Linked DNA regions of Homo sapiens: region 2 is linked to region 1. The links are chromatin contacts, found by Hi-C or POLR2A ChIA-PET in ENCODE. All regions are on one chromosome and are shown on one strand. Each heading gives the region's core, a stretch centred on a gene start or an enhancer-like site at or near the end of the contact. The rest is flanking DNA. Distances are from core to core; before and after follow the strand shown. Region 1 overlaps COL21A1 (collagen type XXI alpha 1 chain). Region 2 holds the start of COL21A1 (collagen type XXI alpha 1 chain).

Region 1 (5,949 bases), core at 1,656-4,155:
ATAAATACATATGTAAATATATAAATATATATAAATATATAAACACATATGTAAATATATAAATATATATATGAATATATATAAATATATATAAATATATAAATATATATATAAATATATATAAATATATAAATATATAAATATATATAAATATATATATATATATAAATATATAGATATATATAAATATACATATATAAATATATAGATATATATAAATATATATATAAATATATAAATATATATATAAATATATAAATATATATAAATATATAAATATATATAAATATATATAAATATATAAATATATATATAAATATATATAAATATATATAAATATATATATAAATATATATAAATATATAAATATATATAAATATATATATAAATATATATAAATATATAAATATATATATAAATATATATAAATATATATATATTTTGAGACGGGGTCTTGCTCTGTCGCCCAGGCTGGAGTGCAGTAGCGCGATCTTGGCTCACCGCAACCCCCACCTCCCAGGTTCAAGCGATTCTCCTGCCTCAGCCTCCCGAGTAGCTGGGACTACAGGCACGTGCCACCACGCCCTGCTAATTTTTTGTATTTTTAGTAGAGACGGGGTTTCACCGTGTTAGCCAGGATGGTCTCAATCTCCTGCCCTCATGATCCGCCCGCCTCGGCCTCCCAAAGTGCTGGGATTACAGGCGTGAGCCACTGCACCCGGCCTATGTTTAATATTTCTTTTATCTTTTTAGGTTTTATGAAGATATTTCAATAGTATCATGTTCAACGTAAATACGTGCTCCTCACATTGAATTATGGTCTACACAGACTTGCCGGTCAGTCTGCCCTTTCTAACATTGTTTCTACGGGAGAATGAATTACAGATTCCAAATAACTAACTCACAAACATTTAGAACACAGTCACAAACTAAATTTTTTTTTTTTTTTTTTTTTTTTTTTTAGAGGGAGTTTAGCTCTGTCGCCCAGGCTGGAGTGCAGTGGCGCCATCTCGGCTCACTGCAAGCTCCGCCTCCCGGTTTCACACCATTCTCCGGCCTCAGCCCCTCTCCGAGTAGCTGGGACTACAGGCGCCCGCCACCACGCCTGGCTAATTTTTTGTATTTTTAGTAGAGACGGGGTTTCACCGTGTTAGCCAGGATGGTCTCGATCTCCTGGCCTCGTGATCCAGCCGCCTCGGCCTCCCAAAGTGCTGGGATTACAAGCGTGAGCCACTGCACCCAGCCTTCACATCCTAAATTATATCCAAGCTCTCATGTCTATTATCTCTTATTTCCCTCTTCCTCTTTTTCCTTCTTTTCTTCCCATTAACCTTTCCTTCTCTCACCTCTCTTTGTGTTTCTTATGCTCTTTCCCTCATACACGCACACCCACATACACACACACACCTACTTTATATTCTGAAACAATAACATAAACAAATAATCACACCCAGTCTTATATCCAGTTACCAAGTCTCATAATTTTTCTTAAATAACAGCAATTATGGCTCACATATGTTGAGCTCATGCTACCCTATTGAACCCACTCCATGCTTATTAATACCCTAGTCGAGGCCTTCTACTTCATGCCTGGTCTGTCAAAAGAGCCTGCTAACTAGCACCCTGTTTCCAGTTTCTTCTCCTTTCCAATCATTCCACACACACCAGGAGCTCATACACTGCCTCTAAAACAGTTCTTTTTACTATGTTCTCTTTTTTTCTCACAAAACTTCAATGACAAATGAATAAGGTTTACTTTTCAAACTTGCAGTCAAGGTTCTCCATTTTATGGCCCTAGCCAAGTTTCTACCTTTACTTTCTAACACGCAACAGAGACCCTTCTCTGCAGATTCAGGACCTCATTAAGATCATTTCATTATTTCCTGGGCACACCTTTAACCATCTCACATATGTGTCTTCATTCAGATGAGTTCTCTCTTTCCTGTCTTCCTTTGATTCCCAGTCATCCTTTCATGAACAAATCTGGCACAAACCCTTGGTAAAATTTTTTCAAGCACCTCAATAACAGGATTACCTTCCTATACTCTTTCAGCACTTAGAATAGCCCCATGCATTTGTGCAATGTTTTTACAATTTTTAAAAATTTCCTACGTAAGCTTCACAACAACCCTATGAAGTAAGCACTATAAGCATCTACACTATTCACACTTAGAGAAAAATATTCAGGGATGTGAAGTGACTTCTCCAAGCTCATACTGCTGAAATGTAGCAGTAGTCATCTCCAAACCCTGGCTTTCTGACTCCATATGAGATTCATATTTGGCACATAATATAAAGAGTTGGTAATTATTTGCATCATTTTTTTCAGTCTTCCAAATTAAATTATAAGCTTCTGGAAGGTAATAGCATTATATAGAACTTGGCCCAGTACATAATCATACACAAGATGAAATTCAACGAAAATTTTATTAAGTAACTTTCAGAGTAGTTTAATCCCTCTACCCTATTTAAGAAGCTTTGGTGATACCTCTCTCCCTCTTATGTACAATATTTAAATTCTGAAATCTCAACTGAACACTTTGTGATAAATGTGATACAAATACACCTCAGCTATTACTTCAGTTCTTAACCTAGCTCCGCACAAGGCAAATTTCAAATTTCTTGAGGGTAGGTACCTTTGATGAATAAAATAAGATCTGCTGGTATTTAAATGTTGGCCACGAGTTGTAGGAATAAAATGTGGGGGCAAACTATATTTTTAAAACTCACCTGAAGTTCAGAATCACCTGGGACATGTGCTAAAAATGTAGATATCTAGGATTCAGATTCAGTACTTTCTTAGTCATGTTTCTCTACCCCTGATTTTTATTGAACACAAGATCCCAAAGAGTATACTATGAAACAATAGATGAGTGGTAAAGTGACATCGACTGAAGGCTCAGCAACAGACCATGATGTTTGTGTTAACCATGCATTTCTTTGGGCATGAGTGCTTGTGGTTTGTGACTCACACTGTTTGCAAAATTCTTCCTGGTTTCTAAAAGAGGATTCAACATTTCAATATTTTATGGTGTTTCACAAGCAGCTTCTACAACATCTAAAATCTGGAAGTCACTGAACAAATAATAGGGCATCTGAGAGAAGAATTTAAATAACCAAAAAGGATTTCGTAACAGGAAAAGAACTTCATCTTTTAGAACTGAAATGAGAAGGTACTCACAGGCTCTCCCCGTGTTCCATCCTGCCCCGGAGCACCAGGGGATCCTGCTTCTCCCTTTTAATGATTTGACAAAAAGAAATAGAGAATTCAGTTTTGAGGTCTGCTTACCAAAATAACAATATATAACATTACATATTAAAGAACATTAAATACAAACAGAAAAATTAAAATTACTTCTGGACTACTGATATTAACTTTTCCTGACATCAAATAACTTTTTCAGAAATTCATAAAGTGACTATATAAACAACAAAAATGTGTACATAATGGCAGATAATTAAGTTATTAAATAACTGTGGTACTGTATAGTCATTCTTATGAGAATAGACCATCTTACTTCCAAGGTAAATGTGACCAATATTCTATATCAGTCCTATTCATATATACTTTTTCATTTTTATTTTAAAATTGATCACTATGTTGGACCTAATTTGACCTTGCCTTCAAAGAGTTACATTTTAAAGTAAAAACAAAACTTTCATTAGGAATGGAGTTATTTATAGGTTATTAGTTGAAATTATCTGGCACTTTAGTATATACGTATTTAAAATAAACATCTATAATGCATATTTTAGGTAGCTGTTAAATTATAATTGCTTTTAGTGATATATACCTTTACATTACTATGCTCAGGTTAAGCATCTTATTTTACATCTACGTTTTGGAAGCTAAATTTTTTTCCTAAATGAATCAATTGCTAGTGAATACAAATGTATCTGACACTTCTTCTACTAAAACAATAAATATTAGCTGAATATAATCCTAAAATGTATAATATCTGCAGATTAGTACAACTATTAAACTATCTGAGCAAAATAAAGGATAGCAAGGAAGAGCCTGTTGACACATATACACACATGTACACACCCCAGACTTTTTGAAATCTAACAGTCATTATGAGCCATGCATTTGTTTCTGTCCAGCAAAATGCTGCATCACAACAAGCAAAGTTCTCTGCAAGCAATTTGCCACACTTGTTTCATACCAGAAAGAACATTTTATCCTAGATGAAAGCAAGATAGGAGGTAAAATAAAAGCATTTTTTCCCGTAAATGTCTCAAATACCTGAGTTGAAATAAGTTTAAGGGAGAAAGAGTCTAAGAATGCAATGCACTGAAGCATATTATAACACTGTCATCCATAATTTCATATTCTAATGAATTTCCCAAAATTATAGAAAATAAAGCACAGAAGCACCTCTAAAATTTGGCAAACATAATCAGTACTTAGAAAAAAATTCAACCATATCACATTACATAAACAACAGTTCTCCCACTTGTATGAATTCCTGCATTTTATTAGAACTGTGAAATGCCAACTAAAGCCAAATATTTCATCTATACCAGTTTTATTTATAAACACTAGTTGAGAATAGAAGGAGCAAAGATTAATGCTTTCCTGAAAATTAACCAAATTAGAGGGAGAGAAGTTACTGCTAATCCAATAGCTCTACAGAAAAGCATATAAAAATATTGGAGGAAAAAATGTTGGATCCACTTAGTTTGAAAGCTAGTTTAAAAAGCCTGAAAAATTCAAGACAAGGGATATGTTAGATCCTAATACTATGAAGAAATAATGCAATATTTTATCTGAACTTAACACTCATATCAATAGTCAGAAGGAATCTCTCCTATTAGTAGTTCTCAAATATGGTCCTCAGACCAGGCAAGATCAACTTCTTCATTTAACATGGGAACTTCTTCAGAATATAAAATTTCAGGCCATACTGCAGCATATTAAGCCAGAATCTCTGGGTGGGGGCCAGCAATCTGTGTTAATAATTCTTCCAGGTGATTCTAATGCAGCCATTTGAGAACCAGCCCTGCTATAAGTCATTAGATCATTTAACTTCTCCTACTTCCAGGTACTGTCATATGTGACTTATAAAACAATCTGTGGTTAAATTTTCTGTATTTAAAATAAAGAGGGTAAGGCACTTGCCAAATAGTAGAAACAATTAATTTGAAATTATTAGGTTGGTGCAAAAGTAATTGCAGTTTTTGCCATTAAAAGTAATGGCAAAATACATGATTAGATGACTACTTTGATTTATAAAATCATGACTACTTTGATTTATAAAATCTCTACTTTTTTCTATCTGTCCATTGACCTAATATCATTTTATTTTAATTATCAGGAGTTTTAAAAACGTAAGTAGCCATCAGCAAGGTTCATCAATAATGAAGTTCCACAATTATTTGAGGATTTAACTTATTATGTTCTTCTTACTTTATATTAGACACTTAACATATTAACTGAATAAAATATCACATTCTTTATTATCTATAGCAGTGATTCTCAAAATTTAACTTCATCTGAATCACCCGGAAGGTTTGTTAAACTGCAGATTGTGGACCCCAACCCAGAGTTCCTGATATGGTAGGTCTGGGGCAACCCCTGGAATCTGCATTTCTAATAAGTTTACAGAAGGTGCTGAGACTGCTAGTCTTGGACAACACTTTGAGAAACACTACTCTAGCCCAGATCTCAAAACAGACTTACAGACTCTTTCTGCACTTATGAATCCCTCTCTTCTATGAACTAGTATAACATTATATAGCTTTTCACTTAGCACTGAATTTTATTATGCTAAGTTGTTCAGCAGGTGTCTTGTTTATATGTGTTATTTGCTTGACTTGCACATTCTTTTAAAGGTAGAAAACATAATTTATAGGAGTTTTTTTAATCACCTACAATACTTAGACTAGTGCCAAACATAATATAAAACTACAAGTACCCTTCTTTACAATCATTGGAGTATATCAAGG
Region 2 (5,949 bases), core at 2,474-4,973, 150 kb after region 1:
CATGGTTCATTTTCCTCCTATGAGACTGGACCACGTACCAGAAATAAACATTTCAACTTTGTTTCTCACAAGAATAATAATGAAGCAAACTAAAGAATTACTATTGCATGCTGAGAAATATAATCCAAAGATAATAAATACAAAATAAAAACACGTATCCATTTCCTGTGATAGGCCTTACTCACAACAGTTTCAAGACTGACCTTAATAGTAAAACCATCCACTATGGAACAAAGAGGGCCCTGAAAATGAACCTAAATGAATGCCAGGTAACTCTCATCAGAACATTTCTAAGTGAGCCAGGTTATGTAAACCAAGCACAACTTCTTTATGATTATATCTGCTCTGGACCCTATACCTATGACAGGAGAGTCATGAAGTCACTGTGGGGCATTGCAATATTGATCATTCCTAGTTGGCCATTCACTGCAAGCAGTGCTGCCCCATCTGTCACTCTGAATTGCAACATCATAGACTCTCTTAGCTTTTCAGTTAAGTTATCCAGAACACAGCATTTGATTACTGAGAATCTGAACTTGCTCCTATATGTCTCCATTTTTCCCAACAACAGGTATGCCTCTGACCTTCTTTTTCATCCCCACAGCTACTCCTCCTCTTTCCACAGTGAGTCAAATAGAAAACCCTATTTATAATAAATTGGAATTACATTTAGTTTAATAACATTAAATTCTAATTCTAATCATTTTAATAACATTAAATTATAATTTTTAAAGTATCCTAATGAAGATCTGATTTCTTGAATGGAGGACTTACTAAAGTGCTTAGATGCCGGAACTTGCTTTATGTTTAGTCTTATAGAAGTCATATATGATTGGTAATTAGCAGGTTACAACCTCTTGCATTTAAAGATGCCAGATGAGTCATAAAAGGCATTCTCAGTAATACACTATTCAACTTATCGCTAAAATAAAAGAGAATGGAAATTAATTTCAAAGTACAGAATCATTTGGCATCTTTTTTGGCATTAATACCATAAATATTTTCACTAGATCTACTTGGTCCTAAGAGGATAATAGAGATCAGTTCCAATCAAATAATGTGAAAGGAATTGATTGTATGCATGTGTGTGTGACTTGAAGCATTTTGAAATTATTGCAGCTAAGGAAGAAAAGGACTCATTACCTCACCTACTCTTTTTGCCAGTTTAGGCTTGTCCTTGCTCTGTGTCCTCATTTTGCTTCCTCTTATATTTTCTTGAACAAATCATGATGTAACTGGATAGGGTTTCCTTTATTCACTCTGTTAAGAACCTAAGAAACACCAGATAGTACTTCTAAACTAGCTTTCCTGGAGACTACACCATCTCACTTTTAGATGCTCTCTCATTTGGATTTTCTTTTACAAAGAAAAGTATTCTGAAGAACCAGATTTTACGGCTATTTAAATATGAATGTTAATACATTATAAAGGCTACCAGAAGGTGAAATCCTTCACCACAGTGACTTAAAAAAACCTAGGCTATTGATTTGAAGCTAATCTAAAACTTTTTCCAGAAAGTTCCATATAAAGTATGTAATCAAATTATAAGGATAATTTGAGGATGTCCATATAGTCACCTTCTAAGAGTGCAGTTGGTATTTAAATAAAAATCTAATCATGTATCAACATAGATCTTCTTTTAAGGTGGTTGAGGATTATGTTGTTTGATGGTGTGTATACATGAGTTTGTATTTTGAGCTAACAAATATTTAACTTACTATGCTAGGCACTTTAGAAGCATTATTTAACTCTGACAACAATGTGAATTATGAGGTAAGTGTACTAGTACGCCCCACATTTCACAGATAAGGAAAATGAGGCTCGGAGAAGCTATGCAACTATCCAAGAGCACAGAGAAGCAGAAGAGCAGGTCTTGAACCCAGGTCTGCCTCAGACCAAAGTTCCTGTTCCTAACCACTATCTAAATTTCCCCCAGATTCTCTAAATACAAGCTTAGTACCTAACCCTTAACAAGTTTATATACCTCAGTCACAAATTGGCACAGAAAAAAAGCAGTTTGGAAAATAAATGTTCTCTGTACAGGAAGTCTTGGTACAGTTAGCCCTGTGTTCATTGCAGCACGCATGTGCTGGGATTGGAGTCATGCCTATTCTAGATTTTCTTATCCAGTGTCAGATTTCTAATCCATTTAAGCCCATTTGCAAAGTCATTCTATTTTTGAACTAATGGCTTAGAAACAGCTGGAACTATTTTAGCCAAAATTTTGAAATCTCAGATATCTATAAAAAGAAAAAAAAAATGGTCCACTTCAATAATCCAGAGGCCTGCAACACTGAATTCCCTTTCACTAAAGAGAATTGGCATGAATCCCTTAAACCCTCAACTACTTTAGGAAAAGACAAAATACGCATATGAATGCTGTAACCTGCACTGATGACAGTGATGATCCAGGAACATTTCATCAGGGGTCAAAGATTCCTGTTATTACAGCTGGAAGACTCATGTATATTTCTTCCTTGGCTTCATTTCAACTTTTAGAAAAGGAAAAATTCCTATTCTCTCCTAAAGCAAGTATACAAATTCTACTGCTTAAAAATTATTCGATGATGCTTAAGTCTCCCCTTTATAAGATCTTTCAAAGTCCCCAGTATGCTTTTTTTTTTTCAATATGGGCAAAACTCTACTAATAAATAACTAAGGTTCTTCTGAAAAGTGGTCTGTTGCCTCCTCCCTTGGTGAAGGGAAATTTGCAGGTGTCTTCTCTGATTAAGTAAGGTCCAACCCAACAGTTTTCAAACTTGAGCAAGCACTAGCATTACCTGGAGGGCTCATTAAAACACAGGTTTCTGGGCACCAGCCTCAGGGTTTTAGGTTCAGTGGGTCTAGGGCGGAGCTAGAGCCCTAGATTTTGTTTGTATTTCTCAAAGTTACCAGGTGCTTGCTGCTGCGGGCCAGATGCCACACAGCGAATCACTGCTGTAGTTCGCTGCTTTCTATATTCGACTGCACTTTGGAATCACCTGACAAAAGTTTTAAATATGTTAATGCTCAAAGTCCCACCCCCAGAGATTCTGAGTAATTGGTCTGGGGTGCTGCTCAAGCATCGATTTTTTTAAAGGTCCCGGAGTGAGTCCATAATGCAGCAGCCGTAAAGAACCTCTGGCCCACTCAACACAGCCCCAGACCCACAGCTCTGCGCGCTCAGCGCCACGTGTGGACGCTGGAGACCCTTCCAAGAAGCTAAAAGCTGAGGGTGGGGTTGAGCTCAGGGGAGTAAATCAACGCACGTTATCGTACTCAGAAGCCAAACACTCCAAGGCAGGAATCTGCACCCAGAGAACCTCCCAAGATTCATTAACATGAAGTAACTTTGCAAGACAAATCCTGACATCTCAGCCTCCAGCTGGGCGCGGAATTCACCGAACAGTTCACCAACTGCTTTGGCGCAGGGAGAAGACTGCACCCCCAGGAAACCCAAAATGCCAAATTGCAGCCCCTGGAGAGCCAGCCCTGAGGCCCCCCGAGATGTCATTCTGGCAGCGAGAGGGGAGTAGGAGGTGTCTCCTTACCTGGCGCAGTGTCCAGGCTCGGGGTTGCCGTCGCAGCCAGCTGAGTGTTGCGCCAGGGGGACAGGTATGTTCCAGGCAGTGGCAAGCCCAACCCGAGCAAGACCTGCGCTGAAACGGATTGGCTGCCCTCCGCCCGGAGTCCGTTCTCCCTGCAGCGGCCAGTGCAGAGCTCAGAGGCTCAGAAACTCGCTCTCAGCCCCCTGGAGGCGGAGCCCGGGAGATAAGGTTCGCGCTCCCCACCCGCCCCCTTTCCTTGGCCGAAGACCAGAGGGTGGATTTTGGATCTGGATCTTGAAGGGCGAACTGCTAGTGTCGCCCTGGTGGAAACACTCAGTTCAAATCCTGCTAGCATCAGAAAATGCACGATTGAGGATTGAAAACGAGGGTGAAGGAGGACCAGGGAAGCGCGAGGAGAGAGGCAAAATAAGGGACTGCCAGGAAAGCAGGAAAGGCAACTCAGTTGAAAGGGCAAGCACTAAAGGAGGCAAAGACTTGGGCAACACCAGAGCATCGCCTGCACTGATCGAAGGAGGCCTGCCTCCCTTGCCCAAGAAGAACCCCCCTCTGGGGCGCCAAGGTACGTTGCAGCGGACTGATGTTCCTTGCTTTCAACCAAAAGTAACAGCTGCTCCAAAACCTGAGGGAAGTTCACTTTCAAATAGTCAAGTAGGCAGTGACCTTTAAGGGTTTAGCAATTACAAAGGAAGCCTCGGAATAAGGTGACAGCCTTATGACAAGATAAAGATGCTGTCTGCTCTGCCCCTTTGAGTGCATTCTTCACAGAGCAGCCAGAAAGTTATTTAACATTCATATGCTTTCCCTATTATCTGCAACTCTTCTTTTCTCACCCGTGTGCACCCCTCCTACCCCAACACACACAAGACCTGTTTGCCCTTTCTTATACACACCAGTGTGTTCTCATCTCACTTGGCATTTCTTCTGCCTCCAAAACTCTGTCCCAGACCTTATCATAGTTGCTTGCTTCTGTTCATCAAATTATCCACTCTTTGTGACACTTTGAGACACTTTGAGAGTGAGTCCTTCCTGTACATCCCATCCAAATGGAATGCCCAACCCCACTTTGGTTTCAACAGATCACTTATTGCTATCTGAAGGTTTTCATATCTTCATTGCTTGTGTGTGTTTCCTATCCAACTCAAGGTATGCTCTATGAGGGCAGGAAATTGGTCTTGTTCCCAGCTGTGTCCCCTGAGCCTAGAACAATACCTGGAATATACAAGGTGCTCAATAAATATTGGCTAAATGAATGTGTGAATTAATTTCTCCCTGTGGGAACAGGTTCACAAAGAAATGCCTTCTTCAATAACTAAATCTCACTTAATTCAGGTGTGATACAAACATCTTCAAATGATCATTTCCTGAATTTCCTTATTCATTCATGTTAGATTCTACTGTTACAAAAATATGATAGGAGAACATTGCTTTGGATTTGGTAACATCTTCTTAGATATGACACCAAAAGCACAAGCAATTCAAGAAAAAATAAGTTAGACTCCATCAAAATTTAAAATGTTGTGCTTCAAATCACACTATCTAGAAAGTAAACAGCCCACATACTAAGAAAATATTTGCATACCATCTATACAATTAGATTCTTGTGTCCAGATATACAAAAATCTTACAACTCAAGAGTAAAAAGACAGTTTTAAAATGCACAAAGTATTTAGACGTTTCTCCAAAGAAGATCTACTAATGGCCAATGAGAACATGAATGAATGCTAAACATAATTAGCCATTGGGGAAATGAAAATTAAAACCACAAGCAGATACACTTTATACCACTAGGATGGCTAAAATAAGAAAAACAATAAGTGTTAGGGAGGATATGGAGAAATTGGAACACTCATATATTCCTAGTGGGCTTGTAAAAATGATTAAGCCACTTTGGAAAACAGTTTGCCATTCTCTAAAATGTTCAATGTAGAGTTAACTTATAACCTGACAAATTCATTCTTCAGTAGATAGCCAAGAAAATCAAAAACATATATCCACATCAACACTTCTATATGAATATTCATAGGAATGTTACTCATAAAGCCAAAGGCAGTAACAACCCAAATGTCTATCAGCGGATGAATGGATAAGAAAAGTGTTATATCGCTACAATGGAATATTATTCTGACATAAAAAGGAATGAAACACTACATGCTAAATCATGGTTGAACCTGAGCATGTTAGCTAAAAGAAGCCAGTCACACACACAAAAAAACACTTATTGTATGATTCTGTCAATATAAAATGTTCAGAATAAGCAAATCCATAACTACTTGAAGTACGTAGTAAATCCATACCTATAATACATGAAGTGCTGGTAGAAGGAAGAAATGGGAGTGAGTGTTAATGGGAATGGGGTTTGCTTTGGGGTGATAAAAATGCTCTGGAGTTCGTGCTGATAGTG

What was found. Hi-C counts contacts between places; a loop is a spot of excess contacts on that map. ChIA-PET counts read pairs that join two places held with the same protein, here RNA polymerase II (POLR2A). Pooled maps may share reads with other maps.
Region 2: a loop to region 1 is called in a map of PC-9, with 2.2 times the contacts of the local background. The contact joins the promoter of COL21A1 here to the enhancer-like site in region 1. A Hi-C loop is called at or near these places in 8 of 168 maps with a recorded cell type or tissue (A673, PC-9, aorta and 4 more) and 4 of 50 pooled maps. POLR2A ChIA-PET finds 5 or more read pairs at or near these places in 2 of 52 experiments (H1 and MCF 10A).

What each region holds. Positions count from the first base shown.
Region 1 is chr6:56,098,291-56,104,239 of GRCh38, forward strand. COL21A1 (collagen type XXI alpha 1 chain) reads right to left here. Exons shown (of 30, transcript NM_030820.4): 17 at 3,182-3,235. Among named protein-coding and RNA genes, the nearest start is that of COL21A1, 150 kb to the right of the region's middle. Within about 2 kb of position 2,906, at least 5 of the 41 ENCODE cell types and tissues checked have a DNase peak (open chromatin) inside an H3K27ac peak, as active enhancers do; they include A673, PC-9 and ascending aorta, where a contact is called at or near this core.
Region 2 is chr6:56,243,857-56,249,805 of GRCh38, forward strand. COL21A1 (collagen type XXI alpha 1 chain) reads right to left here and starts at 3,724. Exons shown (of 30, transcript NM_030820.4): 1 at 3,531-3,724. RefSeq lists enhancers at 2,623-3,124, 3,125-3,624.